Linked DNA regions of Homo sapiens: region 1 is linked to region 2. Evidence: read pairs that join two places in POLR2A ChIA-PET (ENCODE). Cell type or tissue: PC-3. All regions are shown on one strand. Each heading gives the region's core, and the rest is flanking DNA. Links, peaks and the distances in the headings are about the cores only. Region 1 overlaps SVEP1 (sushi, von Willebrand factor type A, EGF and pentraxin domain containing 1). Region 2 overlaps LPAR1 (lysophosphatidic acid receptor 1).

Region 1 (10,059 bases), core at 3,175-8,174, 410 kb after region 2:
ATGAGGTAGGTATTCAATAGTGAGCAGACAGATATGGTCACTACCTTCTTGGGACTTACAGTCTAACTGCAAAAATCAGTTTGTAATTGCCAACAATGTTATGTGTTATTAAATTTTATTTTTAAATGTCCATAGTATGAAGAACACACAACACAGAAGTTTCAAGTTAGACAGACAGCTGAGATCTGAAGGATGACTAGACGATAGCTGTTTTATTACTTAAGGAGAGGATGTTAAATTTCATTCTGAATAGTTGGAATTCTGAGTATTTATCCTCACTGCAGAAACAATGCCTTTCAGAAGGAAATCATTCCCTTTTAGATCCAGAAGTAACCCTAGAGATTATCTGCTCTAAACCCCTCATTCTACAAGAGGAAATTGAGGCCTCAGGAAAGATGAGTATGTTGCTCAAGATAACATACCCAAACATCAGCAGAACCCCGGGAAGAACCCCAGACACTTTTCTCTAAGTCCTATATTATTTCCAAGATATCACACTGCTGTCTTCCCCCATGTTTGAAAATAACATCTTATATACATTGCTTCTCAGAGACAACAGACACTGAACTGTGTTCAAAATGTTTCGCAACACAGAAAGAGCTGGCTTAAATTCAGCCTCTGCCAATTACAAACTGCATGGCTATGAGCAACTTAATTTCTTCTGTTCTGAGTTTTTTCTGTAAAATGGGCTTAAATTATAGTATAATTTTATACATATCTACATGCATATATATGCATGTCTATGTACATAGATATGTATAAATGTAATATGTAGATATCTATGTATATAGATATATATAGATATCTATGTATATAGATATATATAGATATCTATGTATATAGATATATATAGATATCTATGTATATAGATATATATAGATATCTATGTATATAGATATATATAGATATCTATGTATATAGATATATATAGATATCTATGTATATAGATGTATGTAGATATGTATATAGATTGCATGTGTGTATGTGTATGCAAAACTAGTTGGGTTAATAGAGAATATACTTAGAATACATAAGATGGTATGTGGCACATCAATTCTCAACCAGGGGCGGATTTTATTATTAACGATTATTTTGAGATAATATAATTGTCATGAGAAAGCTAATGAATGAGCATTAAGATAATTACTTCAAGTATGAAGTGACAACCGTATATCTTATGAATTCTACTGTTCTAGGCTAGACTAGGGGTATTATCCTGTGCATTCACCAGTGCATGCTGGCGCACAGGCCTTGCACCTAGTAAAGAGCCCTTGCACCTACTAAAGGTGGAATACACTTTTAATCTGATGAGTATCCAGTGAAAAGCAAGACTATTAGATGGGAGAAAGCAGAGGAATAATGTGCCATTGAATGTTGAAGAAAGCAGATGTTATTAAGCTTCAGGTCAATGACAAGTTTAAAAACAATAATAATAAAACAGACAAAAAGTAGAGGTTGTTTACCTTGATTAGGATAAGGACAGATGCTGAGATGAGTTATATTTGTTAGTTTCATAGACAAGTAGAATATTAGAAATGCCCATAAGGGTTTTTCCTCATCATTCGTTCGGAAGATGAGGAAATCCCATCCCATCATCATGTAGTAAATTTGTGGCAGAGCTGAAGTAGAATTAAGGTATTCCAATTCCCAGGCCAAGGCTATCTCACAGGTACCCTTGAGACCAAAGATAGCTGACCATCATGATATTACTGTGGTCTTCTCTTTCTTCCTCGTTGTTGTGGGAGATTGGTGGTCTGGGTTAATTGAGTCTTCAAACAATGACCTCTCAAATCTGTAGCCAAGGCGGTGGCTTCCCTTGAAATGAACGCCACTGTCACAGTAAGCAGCTACTTCATGGACAAGATCCTGATGCACAAAAATATTGTAATAATTGTAGATCTGTTCCATGTCATGAAAATCCTAACTTGAATACCAGTCTTTGTTAGAGGTATTTGTTAGAAATCACTGACAAGTAATAGTCTGTCAAAGAGTTCAGTTTTATAGCATATGATATGTTTGAACTGGTTTATAATTTCCCTTGACTCAAAACTTCAATGAATTAGTTTCAAGTTAATCATGTGCTTTTAGCTAGTGGTCTTGTCGTTCTTGTTCTTTTCTCTTGATGTTACATTACTCCTTAAGAAACCAGAAATGGAGAAAAACAGGAATACCCAGATATCAATACTTTTCTTGTGGTAAATCAATCAATGTTTTACAAAAGCATTGGTATTTTGCTGTTGTTGTTGTTGTTTTTTTAAAAAACCCTACATAACTCTGTTTCATTTACTGCAAATATTTTGGATGACTCAGGAATGTAGGTCTGGTATTTTAACACCACATAATTAGATTTAGAGGATGGAGAAAATATTATTCTGGGTTTAGTTATTAAATTTCAGCTAAGGGAACAGTATTGCAAAACTGTGGATCTAATGAAAAGAAGGTGTTACTTACATTTCCACCTCTGTTACTAGTATGACTGTCTTCATCCTTTACCTTTCACCTAGGCATTTGGATAGTGAGAATGATGATGATGATAATGATAATGATGATGGTGATGAGAGCAATAACTGATAATAATAACAATAGTAGCTAATATTAAATAGTGCTTACTATGTACCAGACCATTTTCTAAGCATTGTTTATATTAACTCGTAATCTTTACAATAACTCTCTGGAGCATTTTCTCATTTTATAGATAAGGAAACTAAAAGTCTGAGAACTTAAGCAATTTGTCCAGGGTCACACAGCTAATAGAGCTGGGATATGAGCTCGAGTTTTCTGGCTGCACAGTCTATAGTCTAGCCACTTTGGTCACAGAACATTTAAAAATTAATTTCAATTTTTATTATTCTATGGGATAGAAATTTAACAAACAGACTCACAATTAAGAATATAATTTTTGTGCTTGCTTTGGCAGCATATATACTAAAATCGGAGTGTTACAGAGAAAATTAGCATGGCCCCTCTGTGCAAGGGTGACTAGCAAATTCATGAAGCATTTCTTATTTAAATATACATATATATATGTAATGTACATATATTATACATATATATGTAACACATACATATATGTGTATATATATACTTTAAAAATCTGTTAAGTATTAGTTTGTCCCTTATAATATTATCAATATTTATTATCAATATTTGATCATTTTAAACTTACAAAGTAGCATCTTCATATTGTTCAACCTAATACTCAGAAGGAAAAGAACAGAATGAGTTATATAAAATTCAAATCTGGTCATACTGTACTCTGTTTAATGTTTTCGAATTATGACCCACTCATACAATAAAGTTCAGGCACCTTCACATGGTATAAAGGCTTAGCATGACTTGACCTCTCCTTTATTCTTTGAGCTGAAAGCTCGAACTAATTCTAGTTTTCTGCAGCTCGTATGCTATTTCATTCCTTGGATCTTTATTCATGCATTTTCTGGCTCCCTTTCCCATCACACCTAACTATTGTCTTTGTTCCTCCTTCATAAGTGTTGCTAACAGGCAGTGACTTTCTAATTCGTTTGGTATCCCCACTGCTTGTCTTCAGAGCCTATAGTAAGTAAGTGCTCAAGAAAAAGGATGTCAGTAAGAAGTAAACTTTAATACCAGAATTTTAAGTGGAACAGAACTCATTGCTGAAATCTTAGGCAATTGCAAGATTTTCATGTTTGCCTTGAGCACCACAGGATTCCTAGCACAAAGGTACTAGGTAAGAAATTCTTAAAATGCTTTTAATTTATTTAAAACCAAAATATTTACATTTGATTAACCTTTGCCAACAACAAATCAAATCCTAGATTAGTCATTTTAAGATGGATAGATCATCAAATCACATTGAGAGTAGTCAGTGAACTCTGGTCGTAAATCCAAGCAGTTGCAGCTGTTCTGAATTTCCCCGGAGGGATTTGAGAGACACAAAGTATAGAGACAACAGGCATCTTGAGGACAGTGCTCTTTTGCAGAGATTGACTATATTTCAATGAGTTAGGCATGATTAGCAGATTGAACATTATAGCTGGATAGAGGCCAAGGCTGAAGGCCAGATAACTTGAGCCAAAGCTCCAGCTATATTATTTTCATAAAAGGAGGAAACACTATCGAAATAGAAACACTGGAATATTTATTTGGGAGTATCTTATTATACGTGTAAATATATGCACACAAATCTCCACTCCTACCCTGCACACATACACACTTTCCTGTCTAAATATTATATCATTTCTTTGGAAAGAGAGAGGACAAAGAGCTCTAGAAATTCTTGAATGAAAACCAAAACATTTGGAAATCTTGTTCTGTAAGCAGAGCTTGGCTGATTTCTTTTCCCCAAAAATATCCTCAGTGGTATGTAATAATGGATTTGTAAGGTATAAGGAATTTATACAATGTATTCCCATTTGCTTTTTATGAAGGAATATCGCTAGCATGTTGACACTGGTTCCATCAACTTAAGCTGGAGAATTTGTAACTGTTGCCTAAATCAGGCTAGTTTGTTCCATTTCTATTGAATGAGGTAGGTATTCAGCCCTGATAGTGCATTTTCCAGTCTATCATGATTGTAACACACATAAAATTAGACTATTGGTGTGAAGCATCACAAACCCCCAAAGTCAGTGTGTTGTGTTCCTTAGAAATACTCAAAAAATATATACAGTTGCCAAGAATTCTCAAGATAAGGATTGTGATCAATATCTGCTTATTGTTATAAGATCTTATCTTTCTCTTCTTCCTTTCCCTAGCCCCATTATAAGAGACTCTCTCCAATAAAAATGATACGTGAACAAAGGGAAAACATTTAACATCTACTAACTGAATCATGATCTTCAAACACTTGCTCATGTAACCCCTAAAAAAAAAAATGGAAAATTTACAAATCCCTCGTTGATTTTTAAATGGCCATCTAAATTTTTTTGGCAGGACTTTAAAAGATGGTAATTCATAATACTGTATTGACATTTTAAAATAAAATTATTGTATCAGTTTCAAATATACCTACTAAAATCTAAATATTATAGCAAATGTTTTGAGTATCCATTTGTTAACAAGCACCCTTTTCATTACAGAAATTTTGCTGGCTTCTTATTTTCTTAGTCCTCTTCTATTCTACTTCCACTACATAATTCTATTCTAATGTAACATATTTTTTTCCAAAGCCTTCTGTTGATCACAGAATTGTACTTCTCCACTACAAAAATTGTGGATAAAAATTGAAATTAATTTTTAAATGTTCTGTGACCAAAGGTGCTACTAGACTGAGTTATTATCACAATTGCTGTTTGTATATAATTTGTCATGCATGTTATACATTTTGATACTTTCTCACACATAAAAATACTATTGAAAATTCACTTCTTAATAAGATGCATTGTTAATTAGTTCATGTATCCATGGATTTTTATTATTCATTGTTAGGTTAAGAGAGCATACAACATCAATTTTATTTCCTTTTTTCACTTTTATGGATTTTAGTGCTGAAAACCTTCTTCATATAAATATGTACATGGGACTTGAATAAGTTGTGTTAAATTGATGTCACTCAATTCTTGGAGTTCCTCCTGAGTTGCATGCCAAAAATAACATCGGTTATCTATCATCAAAAAAGTATCGTAAATGAGTTATTAGCTTACAAGTCCCTTAGGTCCTTTACATCTTTATTGAAATTGAAGAATTTGAAACATTTTGACGTACAAAAGGAGTTGTTACACAATCATCGCAATCATTCACTTTCTCAATTTCTGGGATGCCCTCCAAAAAGACTTTACTAGGACTGTTAAATGACTATCTGTTAGTTTTAGTTATGCAAGATGAATAAGTTCTGGAGATATGCTGTAAAACAGTGCCTGTAGTTAAGAAAAACTTCTTATAAAATGAGTTAAGGAGGATACCTAATGTAAATGACGAGTTAATGGGTGCAGCACACCAACATGGCACATGTATACATATGTAACAAACCTACACGTTATGCACATGTACCCTAGAACTTAAAGTATAATAAAAAAAAGAAAAGCTTCTTAAAGACCCTGCTTATTATTTCTTGATTAAAGAAGGGTTTCCAAATGTCAAGATTTTGAATCATGCTAAAGATTTTTCACCTCGGGGCAATGTACCCTAGTAAAATTTGAAGGGGTGAGAAGTTCACATTTCTTTTGAAAAATGAAATGCAATTGTGAAAAGGTGCCATAGACACTTTCTCCAGCATACTAATTTAGTTATATATGTATGTTGAGGTTCTGGAAATTGGTTCTTTTAAAATGATGCATGTGACATTCACATGCCACTTGCAAAGTCTTTGCCTTACATACATTTCTCATTTGCAGAAGAGGAAACAGTTTTGAATAATTTAAGTAGTTTTTCTAATGTCATTCAACTATAAAGAGGTAGAGTTCACTGTGACCAAGTAGGCTTCATCCCTGGGATGCAAGGTTGGTTCAACATAAGCAAATCAATAAATGTGACGCATCACATAAGCAGAATTAAAGACAAAAACCACATGATTATCTCAATAGATGCAGAAATGGCTTTTGATGAAATTCAACATTCCTTTATGTTAAAAACTCTTAATAAACTTGATATTGAAGAAGCATACCTCAAACTAATAAGAGCCATCTGTGACAGATCCACAGCCAGCATCATACTGAATGAGGACAATACTTGAAAACTGGCTTAAGACAAGGATGCTTTCTCTCACCACTCCTATTAAACATAGTATTGGAAGTCCTGGCCAGGGCATTCAGGCAACAGAAAGAAATAAAGGACATTCAAATAGGAAGAGAGGAAGTCAAACTATCTCAATTTGCAGAAGACATGATTCCATATCTAGAAAACCCTATAGTCGCTGTCCAAAAACTCATTCAGCTGATAAACAACTCCAGCAAAGTTTCAGAATATAAAATCAATGTACAAAAAAACCAGGAATGTAATTTCATTCACAATTGCCACAAAAAGAATAAAATACCTAGGAATACAGCTAACCAGGGAGGTGAAAGATCTCTACAATGAGAATGACAACACACTGCTCAAAGAAATCAGAGATGACACAAACAAATGGGAAAACCTTCCATGCTCATGGGTAGGAAGAATCAGTATTACTATGGCCATACCTCCCAAAGCAATTTACAGATTCAATGCTATTCCTATCAAACTACCAATAACATTCATGACAGAACTAGAAAATACAATTTTAAGTTCAAACCAAAAAAGACCCAGAATAGCCAAGACAATCCTAAGAAAAAAGAAAAAAGGTGGACGCATCATGTTACTCAACTTCAAACTATACTATGGGCCTACAGTAACCAAAATAGCATGGTACTGGTACAAAAACAGACACATAGACCAATGGAACAGAATAGACAGCCCAGAAATAAGGTCACACACCTACAACCATCTGATCTTTGACAAAATGGACAAAAACAAGATATGGGGAAAGGACTCCTTTTTCAATAAATTGTGCTGGGATAACTGGCTAGCCATATGCAGAAGATTGAAACAGAATCCCTTTCTTATACCATATAAAAAATCAACTCAAGAAGGATTAAAGACTTAAATGTAAAACCCAAAACTATAAAAACCCTGGAAGACAACCTAGACAATACCATTCTGGACATAGGAATGGGCAAAGGTTTTATGACAAGACACCAAAAGCAATTTCAACAAAAGCAAAAACTGTCAAATGGAATCTAGTAAAACTTAAGAGCTTCTACACAGCAAAGGAAACTATCAACAGACTAAACAGACAGCCTACAGAATGAGAGAAAATATTTGCAAATGCTGCATCTGACAAAGGCCTAATATCCAGCACCTATAAGGAACTTAAACAAATTTACAAGAAAAAAAGCAACCCCATTAAAACATGGGCAAAGGACATGAACAGACCGTTTTCAAAGGCATACACGCACCCAATGAGCATATGAAAAAATGCTCAATACCACTGATCATTAGAGAAATGCAAATCAAACCACAGTGAGATACTACCTCATACTAGTCAGAATAGATATTATTAAAATGTCAAAAACAACAGATACTGATGAGATTGCTGAGAAAAGGGAACACTTACACACTGTGGGTGGAAATGTAAATTAGTTCAACCATTGTGGAAAGCAGTGTGATGATTCCTCAAAGAGCTAAAAATAGAACTACCACTGGACCCAGCAATCCTGTTACTGGGCACATACCCAACGGAATATAAATCAGTCTACCATAAAGACACATGCATGCAAATGTTTATTGCAGCGCTATTCATAATAACAACAACGTGGAGTTAACATAAATGCCCATCAATGACATTGGATAAAGAAAATGTGGTGCATGTACACCATGGAATACTATGCAGCCATGAAAAGGAATGAGATCATGTCCTTTGCAGGAACATAGATGGAGTTGGAAGCCATTATCCTGAGCAAACTAACACAGGAACAGAAAACCAAACACCACATGTTCTTACTTGTAAGTGGGAGCTAAATGATGAGACGTCATGAAGACAAAGAAGGAAACAATAGAAACTGGGGCCTACTTGAGGGTGGAGGGTATGGGGAATGAGAGGATCAGAAAAAATAACTATTGGGTACTAGGCTCAGTACCTGGGTGATGAAATAACCTGTATAATAAACCCCCATGATGTGAGTTTACCTATATAACAAACCTGCACATGTACCCCTGAATCTAAAGTAAAAGTTTAAAAAAGTGGTGGACTTAGCCTGCAGACCCAGATCTCTGACCCTAGAGTTCATGCTGTTACTTGCAATTCATCCATAGCACTCATTGCTCAGTCATTATCCATCAAAGAAATGATCCAGAAATATTTTGCTGCTATTTCCAGGTTATATTTTCAATAAACAGTTGCTTCTAAATTGTAGCTTAGTATTCCCAGTGTTTGGTTCCACAGGGCCTGCATGGGGTTATTGTTCACTAAATGTTACATGATTAGCCAAGTTTAGATGATGGCCAATGTTAGCAATTTGAAAATGATAGCCCAAGCTAGAGGAAATCGGGCTATGCTTGTTCAAATTGCCCATCATTCCAAACTCGTTGAAAACATGGTGTGCCTTATAGTGTGCTAAGTGCTGGGGATGCCAAAATACACACACACGTGTGCGTGCACACACACACACAGACACACAGAGATAGTAACCCCGGGTATCCACAATAGATTGGTTTGAGGATAGTAAAATTCAAGGATGCTCAGTTCCCTTACATGTGGTTTGTGAATGATTCAGTCATTATGCAACTGTGTGCTCATATCATGTATAGTTATTGATACCAGTTAGTGGGATGAATCCTGATTCTGTCACCTACTGTGTTTTTCTGGGCAGTTTTTCATCTCTATGACATGAGTTTCCTAGTCTATGAAATGTGGTTAATAATAGTAGGCTCGTGAGAAACATTAAATAAGATGTGAATAAAAGCTTGCTAAAGGGCCAGGCATGTAGTAAGTGCTGATTGGCATAAATTACTGTGCTCCATCAGTGGTAGTTCTCTACAGCAGGAGTTCCCAACCTCTGGGCCATGGACCGGTACTGATCTGTGGCCTGTTAGGAACAGGGCTGCATAGCAGGAGGTGAGCGGCAGGTGAGCAAGCCTTACCGCCTGAGCTCTGCCTCCTGTCAGATCAGCGGCAGCATTAGATTCTCATAGGAGAGTGAACCCTATTGTGAACTGCACATGTGAGGCATCTAGTTTGCATGCTGCTTATGAGAATCTAATGCCAAATGATCTGAAGTGGAACAGTTTCATCCTGAAACCATCCCGTACCCTAGTCAGTGGAAAAATTATCTTCCATGAAACCAGTCCCTGGTACCAAAAATGTTGGGGATTGTTGCTCTACAGGAAGCAATTTTGCCCCCTCCCCAGGGGACATTCGGCAAAGTTTCTGGAGGAAACTTTGGTTGTCATAGCTGGAAAGAGCTACTATTACCTAGCAGATAGCAGTCAGGGATGCTGCTAGACATCCCACAGTGCCCCAGACAGCCCCTGAGAGGCTACAAACATCAATAATATTGACGTTAAGAAACCCTGTTCCATATTAACAGATTGGATTAGTGCATTAAAATGATTCAAAAAACACTA
Region 2 (10,059 bases), core at 1,988-6,987:
ATTGATTCCTTTATCGTTATGTAATGACCCTCTTTATCTCTTTTTACTGTTTTAATTTAAAGTCCATTTTATCTGACATGTGTATAGGTACTTGTGTTCATTCTTGGTTTTCATTTGCATGGAATATCTTTTTCTGTCTTTTTACTTTCAGTCTACATGTTTCTTCACAGATGAGATGAGTTTCTTGTGGGTAACAGTATAGTTGGATCACGTTTTTAAATCCATTCAGCCAGGCTGTATCTTTTAAGTGGAAAGTTTAATCTGTTTACATTCTTGGTTGTTATTGATATGTGAGGGATTATTCCTGTCATTTTGTTAATTGATTTTTGGTTGTTTCATGTATCCTTTTTCCTTTCTTTCTTACTGTTTATCATTGTGGTTTTGTGGTTTTCTTTAGTGGTAACATATGAATTCTTTCTCTTCCTCATTTGTGTGTTTGCTCTACCAGTGGGTTTTACACTTTTGTATGTTTTCATGATGGTAGAAATTATCCTGTCACTTCCAAGTGTAGGACTCCCTGAAGCATTTCTTGTAGGTATGGTCTAGTGGTAATTCCCTCAGCTTTTGCTTGTTTGGGAAATACATTATTTATTCTACATTTATGAAGGATAACTTTGCTGGGTATAGTATCTTTACTGGCAGTTTTTTTTGTTTGTTTGTTTGTTTGTTTTTTTCCTCCTTCAGCACTTCGAATGAATGTGTCATCCCATCCCATTCTCTCCTGGCCTGTACAATTTCTCCTGACAAATCTGTTAGTCTGATGAGGGTTCCCTTATAAGTGACTTGATGCTTTTTGTTTTTCTTGAGGTTTTTATAATTCTCTGTTTGTCCTTGACTTTTGATAGTTTGATTATTATGTGCTGGAGAAGACCTTTTTGGGTTGTATCTGTTTGGGGATCCCTGAGCCTCCTATATCTGGATGTCTAATTCTCTTGCTAGACTTGGGAAATTTTCAGCTGTTATTTTGTTAAATAGGTCTTCTTTCCCTTTCATTTTTCTCTTTGCCTTCTGGAACATGTAAAATTCAAATATTTGATCAGTATATTGTGTCCAATATGTCACATAGGCTTTGTTCATTCTTTTTTTATCCTTTTGTTTCTCTTTTGGTCTGCCTGGGTTATGTCAAAAGACCTGTCTTCAAATTCTGAAATTGTTCTCCTTGATCTTGTCTGTTGTCTGTTGTTGAAGCTTTTTGAATGTATTTTGTATTTCTTTCAGTGAATTCTTTAGTACCAAGATTTCTGTTTGGTTCTTTTTAATGATATCTGTCTCTGCTAAATTTCTCATTTATATCCTGAATTGCTTTTCTGATTTCTTTTTATTGTTTAATCTGAATTCTCTTATAATTCACTATTTTTTAAAATATTATTATTTTGAATTCTTTGTCCTGGATTTCATAAGTTTCTTTTTCATTCAAGTCTATTGCTGAAGAATTATTGTGCTCTTTTGAAGGTGTCATAGTTCCTTGCTTTTTTGTGTTTCTTTTGTTCGCATGTTGATAATTTGCACATCTGATATAAAATTTTCTTATTCCAGTTTTGGGAATTTACTTTCATAGGGGAGGATGTTTTCCTGAAGATGTATCTATGGTGTTGGTTGTGTAGGTCACTTTGGCTTTGATTCTGAGTATGTGAAGTAGTGTAGTCTCCATATAATTTCTTTGGCTGTAAATGCATCAGTAGTGTCTGTAATTTTTTTTTTTTTTTTTGAGACCAAGTTTCACTCTTGTTGCCCAGGCTGGAGTGACATGGCACGATCTTGGCTCACCACAACCTCTGCCTCCTGGGTTCAAGCCATTCTTCTGCCTCAGCCTCCCAAGTAGTTGGGATTACAGGCATGTGCCACCATGCCCGGCTAATTTTGTATTTTTAGTAGAGTTGGGGTTTCTCCATGTTGATCAGGCTGGTCTTGAACTTCCGACCTCAGGTGATCTGTCCACCTCGGCCTCCCAAAGTGCTGGGATTACAGGCATGAGCCACTACGCCCGGACTATGTGTCTGTAATTCTTTAAGTGGCTTTGGGTGTGGTTGGTTGTGGAGGCTGTGGCAAAGGTTTGCTGGGGCCGGGGATGTCAGATGGGTCAGTCCTGAGCCTCAGTAGTGGCAGTTGCAGGCTGAGCATGCCTGTTCTTGGTGTATGCTGGTACCAGTGTAAGAGGTCCAGGCAGGCTGATTCTTGAGCCTCCAGGCTTGCCTGAGTGGGCCAGGCATGTGGGTAGGTCCTTAGGTCCCTCTGAGTGTCAGGTGTGGTGTGGGAGATAGCAGTATTAGTGATGGGGCAACCCTGTGGGATCCAGGTGGTCCATACTGTGTTGACAGTGGCTGCAACAGGCTGGGAGGGCCAGTCGCCAGGCCTGCAGTTGGCACATACGTCTGTGTGCCAACTGAGGTGATAGTGGCAGTTTGGGTGAGCCCATCCTGAGATCCCCAGGAAGTGTGCTCAGGTGCCAGTGGTGGTGGTTGGGGCAGGGTGATCCCAAGGCCCCTGGATGGCATGCTTGAGCACTGGAGGTAGACAGTGGAGCTGGGCCAGGTGGACGTGTCCTCAGGCTCCCAAGTGCTGGTGCTAGCTGTGGTAGGCAGGGGCGGGGTGATCCTCAGTTCTGCAGTGGAATGCTTGGTGGGGGTGGCAATGGCTGTGCTGTGGTCCTACTGCTGGGGAGGGCGGGGTTGCTTTCAGTGGCAGCAACCACAGACAGGTGGTTGGAGAGCACATGCTTCAGCCCCAGGTAGCAGCTATAAGCAGAGTAGCCTTTCCTCAGGGCACTTTTAAGTGTGTTGTAGCCCTGCTATCGTGGGCAGCAGAGTTGCTGCCAATGGCAGTCAGCTGTGGTGGTAGATGTAAGCAGAGGGTGTCAGTGTAGCTTCAGATATGTGGAGAGAGGAGGGTCTTGGGCCCCTTGGGTAGATGCAGTTTGGTGGGGGCTGGGTTCTCAAAGTGGTGCTTTGCTGTAGCTGCTTAGGACTAGAGGGTGAGGGGGAAGGTGGGAATTGGCATGAGCTCTGTCTCTGGAGTAACGCTGTTGCATGGTCTCCAGGCAGCTCCCTACATCAGTTTCAGGGCCCTTTTGGGTTGAGGGGCTCTCCTGTGGCTAGGATTGGAGTCTGGTGGGATTGTGGACCACTGGAGGTCACTTCCCCTTTCCCTACATCGAAGAGCTGTTCCAGGCTTCTCGCCAGTCCCAGAACAGCAGGCTGCCTTGCTTCCCTCTTCTTCCTTGCCTTAGGTGTTTCCTGTCACTTCTCTGTTGAATTCTAGTACTCTTTTTTAGGTGGTCTGTTTAAAGTGTGACTATCTACTTGCTATTTCTGTTCTTTGTGGAGGAGGTGAGTACCAGATGCCTCTAGTCAGCCGTCTTGGCTTCTGCAAGTTTTTAATATTCACAAGAATAATGTACTGCATGCATCCTTGTGCAAATTGCTTTAGTCATTAGCATATTTAAAGCTATACTTTGTTTATTTTAACTGCTTTATATCTTTCTGGTAATATTGTGATTTATTCCTTCACCAGTTGATAAATATTTGTGTTGCTTTTGATATTTTAAAAGAGTGGCAATTGGAATTCATGTGTCTCTCGTTAGGCACATGTGTGATTTTTTTTTTAAACTAGGGTTAGAATCTTTTGATCTAGTGTATGAACATGTTCATAGTTAGTAGTTTTTGCCAAACTGTTTTTCAAAGCTATTGTACTAAATTTTACTTTCACTAGCACTGTAGGACTGACCTCACTGACTCTTGACATTTTCCAACTTGGTAATTTTTGCCAACCTGATGGAAATAAATTGGATCTCACTGCAGTTTGTAATTAATTCTCTGATTCCCTGTAAATGTAATTTTCTTTTCTTGTGATTATTGGCTCTTAAGGTTTTCTCTTCTGTGAATTGCCTATCCACATCGGTGCCCCTTTTTCTGTTGGATTGTTTGTCTTTTCCCTTTTTGACTTGTAAGAAGTCTTTACATTTCACTGTAGAGAAAGTCTTTCTTATGTGTGTTTCTAAAGTTTCTACTAATTTAGTTTTTCTTTTCACTCATTAGATTTTGCAGCACAGAAGTCTTAAAATTTTGATTAGTCAAGTTTTATCGATGCTTTTTGGTCATATTTAGAAATATTCCCCTCTTCAGAGCTTATAAATATATTTTTTCATTTTCTTCTTAAAATTATATTTTATTATATGTGTATTTTCATATTGCCTGAAACGGATTTCTGTGTTTAAAATAAATATTCAGTTTTTAAGTATTATTACATGAATGAACAGATACGTCATTTTCTCAATTGATGGGTAAAATCATATCTCTCATATCAAGTTATAATATGTGTGTTTCAGGCTCTTTATTCTGTTCCATTGGGCTATCCATGTATTTCTATGCCAATATCACAATGTCCTAACTACCATCACTTTAAAATGTAGTATTCAATAACGCATCTAGTTATTAGTTTTCTAGTTGTCTTGGGTATTGTTGTTCTTTTGTGCTTTCATATCAATGTTCAGGGAGTCTGTCAAGTTCCATGAGAAACCCTTTTGGGATTTTAATTTTATCATGTTAAATTTATATATTGATACTGGGAAAATTGACATCTTTACATCTCTATTCACAAAAATATTTTATTTCTTCATTTATTTAGGTTTGCTTGTATGCTTTTGTAAAGTCAGACTTATTCCTAGATACGTTAGAGCTCTTGTTACTGTAAATGTGTTCTTTCTTGAAATAATAACTAGAATTTTTTTTTCTGGTATTTTTATAGGAGCAGTTGATTCATATGGCTTGATGATTAATTCAGAAAATTTGTTAAACTCTCTTAATACAGTTTGTTTATAGGTGTCTTGCATTTTCTGTGTAACTGATTATATTATGTGTGGTTAAAAATAAGGTTTTTTAAAAATTTCCAGTTTTTTTTTTTTTTTTTTTTAGACAGAGTCTTACTGTGTCACCCAGGCTGGAATGCAGTGATGCTATCTCCGCTCACTGCAACCTCCGCCTCCCAGGTTCAAGCAATTCTCATGCCTCAGCCTCCCAAATAGCTGGGATTACAGGCATGTACCACTATGCCCAGCTAAATTTCGTATTTTTATTATAGTAGAGATGGGATTTTGCCATGCTGTCCAGACTGGTCTCAAATTCCTGGCCTCAAGTGAGCCACCTGCCTCAGCCCTTCACAGTGCTGGGATTACAGGCATCAACCACCACGCCTGTCCTTGTTTCTGTTTGAAAGTGAATGCTTAAATATGACATTCATGTCATATTTAAATATGATATGAATGTTTTGAAAGTGAATGCTTAAATATGACAATTAGTGTACATGTTTGATAGCTACTTTTCAATAAGTTAGGGAAATTAATTATCTTCTAATTATAGATTGTCAGAATATCATGAAAGTGTATTAAAAATTGCCAAGCACATTTTCCATGTCTTTTGAGATGATCATTGGCTTTTTTTCTCTCTTTCAATTTGTTAGAGTGGTTAATTATGTAACCACATTTTTTAAATGTTAAATCATCTTTGCATTCTGGAGGAAACCCTATTTAGTCGTAAGAAATTGATATACATACAACCCATTTAGTCATATATACACACACCCCATCTTCTGTGTGTTTGTGTGTATCTTGAAGATACATATTTGATTTACTTGCATTTTATTTAGAAACTCTCATTTATGGTCTTAAATTAGATTAACTCATAATTCATGTTGTTCTTACTCTCCTTGTTTGTTCTTGTAAGATGATTCTACTGGCTTCTTATGGGGTAACCAAATAAACTGGGAAAATAAGTAATAGCAAGTAATTTTAGGTAGGCTTCAGAACAAATGGAAGTAGAATGTTGAGCCACAGTAACATGTAAGATGGGAGTGGAGGCACTGGAGAGAAAACATATCAAGGGAAGAGGATTACCTTCAGACTTCTAGTCAAGTGTGCATGTTAAAATATTAAGACTAAGCATTAAAGAATAGAAACAATGTATAACTCTTGAACCAATAGAAGTGGAAAAGGGAGAATGCAGTCAGTTCCGTTTTGTCTTTAATCATTTATTATCTGACATTCTTGGGTCTAATCCTGCTGTGAACTGTTCTGGGGATTCTCACATGTGGCATCCTCCTGTGTTTTTTTCCTTTTGGAAGATGAGTTTATATTCAGTGAGGCTGGTTTGAGAGAATCCCGTGTGGCTGGCTGTGTTGAGGTCTCGTCCTCCAGAGAAGTTTGGTGTTTGCTAGTGTTAGGCGGTGAGTGGGAGGAGCATGGGGATATCACCAACTCAGGACCTTGGTTTGTGTTAATTTCTTCTCCTGAGGGTTCTCAGACTTGACAGGTAGTCTAAGTTCAAATCCCAGCCTTGTGTGATTTATGGGACTAGAGTCATGATTTCTTAAGGGACTCTTTATTTATTTTCCAATCTGGAGCCTGAGCTTGACAAAACTTCCTTGTTCTTCCCAGTGCAAGTAGGGATATCTTTTTTTTTTTTTTTCTTGATCTACACACTTACCAATACGAAGATCTTAGAGACTGCTAGCTTGGTGGGTGGGTCTCAATTCCAACTCACTGCCTCAGTCAAGCCCAAGGGCTCATCTTCTGTTTCCCAATAGTATTAAAGCCCTGTCCTCATGATCTCTGACAATCTGCTGCCTGGACAGCCTTTCACCTTGGTTTAAGTTCCCTCTTAGCTTAGCAGTGCATCTAAGGACTATTTATTATACTTTATCCAGCACATCTTAGTGTTTTTAGTGAATTTTTCCATTCCTTCCTCTTAGGACTGACACAGAATTCTCTTTGGAAATTTGACAAGTATGATGATGTGTACCTTTTCTCAGCATGGTAGACAATGGGCTATAATAGATAAAAAGTACTTTTATTAACTTACAATTTATGTGTTGCACAGTTTCTTTTTGCATATGTGTATATCACATTGATATACATTATTATTTTATAAGAAGTAGCATTTTATGTACTTTTTCAGATAAACCTCCTAAAATTTACTAGTTGCATATTCTTCAGCGATTTTAAGTATTCTAGTTTAAAATCATTTTTAGTGGATATCAGTATTGTTTTGTGGCCCATTTTCTAGTTATTGTGACAAAACATCTCACTTTTTAAAATGTCCAATTTGAAGCTCTAAGAAGGGTGAGGACTTTTTTCTTGTTAATAGAGACTTAATGGAATTTAATTAAATTCTATGCTGTCTCTTTTCTAATCTTTTTTGGAGAAAGAAAATAGGCCTGATTATTTTGAATTTAAGAATAAGAATTTAAAAAGTCTTAGAGGTCATCCTTACCTTAATTTACAAATGAGACAATTGAGATTCAGAACAGTTTTGGAACTTATTGAAAAACAAATTAGCTAGTTGAAAATGAGAATCAGAAAGAGATCTGCTAAACCAAAGCTACAAATCAGGCCCCCGCCCCGGCTCACTCTATTGTATTTTAACAGAAGTGGAGGAAGTAAGTTGGTTTGATTTGATTTATATCTTATTACTAGTTCTTTATCAGCATAGATTACAGTCTCCCTTAGAGTATCTCAGTAGAGTACATATTTACATTCATATCTAAATACTAAATCACATTGGTGTAATTACTAGCATGTGAGTTTATGCCAACTGTTCCTTCTTCCTCTTGGCCAATGAGTATGTAATTGTCTTTCAAGAGATGGAAGAACACATCAGATGTACTGTGAGTGGCTCCATGCCAGGCACTTGGGTGCATCAGTCGTACTCCTAGAAGGCATAATGCAGTGCCATGCCCAACCTGGTATCCTATAAACGTTCAAGAATGTGTGCATGGATGAATGAATTGCATGGTGAAGGTAAACAACATATGTGACTCTTTAGCGTTTAGGCTTGACAGATTTGTTATAACTTATTTTGAGATCACACAATAAGGTGAGGTAAATTTCTGAGATTTGTAACATCTACTCTATAGAGCAGCCAGTGAGATCACTTCCCTCGAACCCTATCATCCTAAGACAAAATAATTGATGGGTGAGAAAAGGGCATGAATATGAACTTCTCTTTTCAGTTTTGAGGACAACTGAATTTGGGAATAATGCTATCTTATTTATGTTTTTGTTTCTTGGGCAGGGTGAAATTCTATAACTTCGTATTACAGAGAAGTTTCTAATTATGGTGATTTGGATTTTATAATGAGCTTTTTGGAAAAGTACTTATTGGACTTTGTATGAGTGTATTTTTGTTCTTCCCAAAATTTCTTGCAATAAATATGAGCTACTTTCTAAAGATGAAAAAATCATCTATAATCTCACCTACATAAATTTTACAAAATTGTCATTCTATGTATTGCTTATGCTTTCCTCCTATTTTGCACTCTGTTTTTCTCCAGTAATACAAAAAGTTGCCATTCTGCTTTAGTGTATTATTCAGTTCAGTGGTTTTTGAATCAGCATATTTAACTTTATTTTTGAAAACTTGTCACATTTAAATCATCTCATTTTTACTTGAGTAATAAGAGAAAATTAATATGTTTACATTCTGCTTCCCCATTTCAAGTTTTTATCTATACAGTAAGTAATTTTAATCCCAGATTATTATTAAATTGCTATTTTATTAATAGGTATAGCTTCTTTCAATAATTATTTTTGATATTTGCTTTAAGTTTTATAACCCTATGAAGAACAATTATTTAGAATCATGTTCTGTGGGTTTTAATGCTTGCTGCCAGGGTCTTGTATTTATTGTGTGTGTGTGTGTGTATTTATTTTTTTCTTTTCTCAAGAGTTAAATACTATATACACTTTCTCTACGAAGGAAGTGTAGATGAAATGTAGATGGCATTCTTTCTGAATACTCACATTTCTGTGACTGTTCTTTATTGTCCTCGTATGAAAACATCAATGTAATTGGCTATGTATCTCAAAAAATTTCTCTGTATAATGGGTCTGTTCTGATTCTCTCTGTCTTTAGATATTTGACTTGTTATTTTTTTTCTCTAAACTCTTACAATTTTTCTTTACCATTGAGATCCCAAAATCTCATCAAGATACACCTACATTTTAGTTGCTTTTAATTAACTTTGTTTTGTAATCTACATAAATTTAAATCACTAATCTGAGACCTTTCTTTTTAGGCAATTACTTGTCTTCTGTTTGGAGCTGTGTTTTTCAGGTTCCTTCTAATCTTTCTTGGACCCCTGGTGCATCTTGAATTTTTTTCCTATATGTGCCTTCTTTTCTTTTGTTCTTGTCATCTCTGACTCTTTTCTGAGTGTTGGGTGAATTTCCTTAGTCTTCTACCTGCCATTTCAGTTTTCTGGAATTTTTATACTTCCTTTCATTACCTGCATTGCCATTTTTAATACAGAAATTGTTTTTCAGTTTGTTCTGATAGGCACAATAATGGCTTCCAAAGATATCCATTACTTAATCCTCAGAGCCTGTGGCTACTACCTTGCATAGAGAAAGGGACTTTTCAGATGTGTTTCAGTTAAAGATGTTGAGATGGGGAGTTTCTCCTAGATTTTTGGGTGGGCTCAGTGTAATCACAGGGGTCATCAAATGTGGTAGAGTGAGAAAGAAGATTGAGTGTCAGTCATGTGAGAAAGACCTGACTAGTCATTACTAGCTTTTGAAGATGACAGGTAGCCATGAGCCAAGAGATGTGGGCAGCCTCTAGAAGTTGGAAAAGACAAGGAAACGGATTCTCCCCTAGAGCTCCTGGAAAGAAACAGAGCTTTGCCTTCCCGGTGATTTTAGTCCTGTGAGACCTATTTTGGACTTCTGACCTCTAGGACTGTAAGAGAATAAATTTGTATATTTATGCTGCTAAATTTATAGCAATTTGTTAAAGTAGCAATAAAAAACTATTTTTGTGATGTTTTTACTGATTTCTTTTGTCTTCATAATGGCTTGTTCTATTTTCAATGTTACTATGTTAACAAAACACATTGAGGACACAAATCAGAGATGTCCCATCATTTAATCTTTTTCTCTTTCTATCTCTTCTTTTTTTCCCCTCCCATACATCTGCTTCAGTGGGAGGTGATTTCTTCTTTGGCGAGAGATAAGTGGCCACCTCCTTTGATTACATTTTTCCCCATTATGTTCCATAATTATTTTTCTGT

Evidence for each region. ChIA-PET counts read pairs that join two places held together with the same protein. Peaks named below come from ENCODE experiments on the same cell type or tissue, not always from the same donor. Only the 100,000 strongest peaks of a DNase experiment are listed, where the experiment ranks them.
Region 1: POLR2A ChIA-PET joins it to region 2 with 15 read pairs; 1 of 35 experiments calls an interaction of 5 or more read pairs at or near these places.

What each region holds. Positions count from the first base shown.
Region 1 is chr9:110,532,641-110,542,699 of GRCh38, reverse strand. All of the region lies in intron 3 of SVEP1 (sushi, von Willebrand factor type A, EGF and pentraxin domain containing 1), which reads left to right. It overlaps LOC124902331 (U6 spliceosomal RNA), which reads left to right and starts at 2,902; the gene lies at 2,902-3,010. In PC-3, for the core only: no CTCF peak of the experiment used is centred there; a DNase peak (open chromatin) is centred at 5,679; H3K27ac peaks cover 1,959 bases.
Region 2 is chr9:110,945,313-110,955,371 of GRCh38, reverse strand. All of the region lies in intron 4 of LPAR1 (lysophosphatidic acid receptor 1), which reads left to right. Among named protein-coding and RNA genes, the nearest start is that of LPAR1, 88 kb to the left of the region's middle. RefSeq lists an enhancer at 2,072-2,571 and a silencer at 2,606-2,655. In PC-3, for the core only: no CTCF peak of the experiment used is centred there; no DNase peak of the experiment used is centred there; H3K27ac peaks cover 4,842 bases.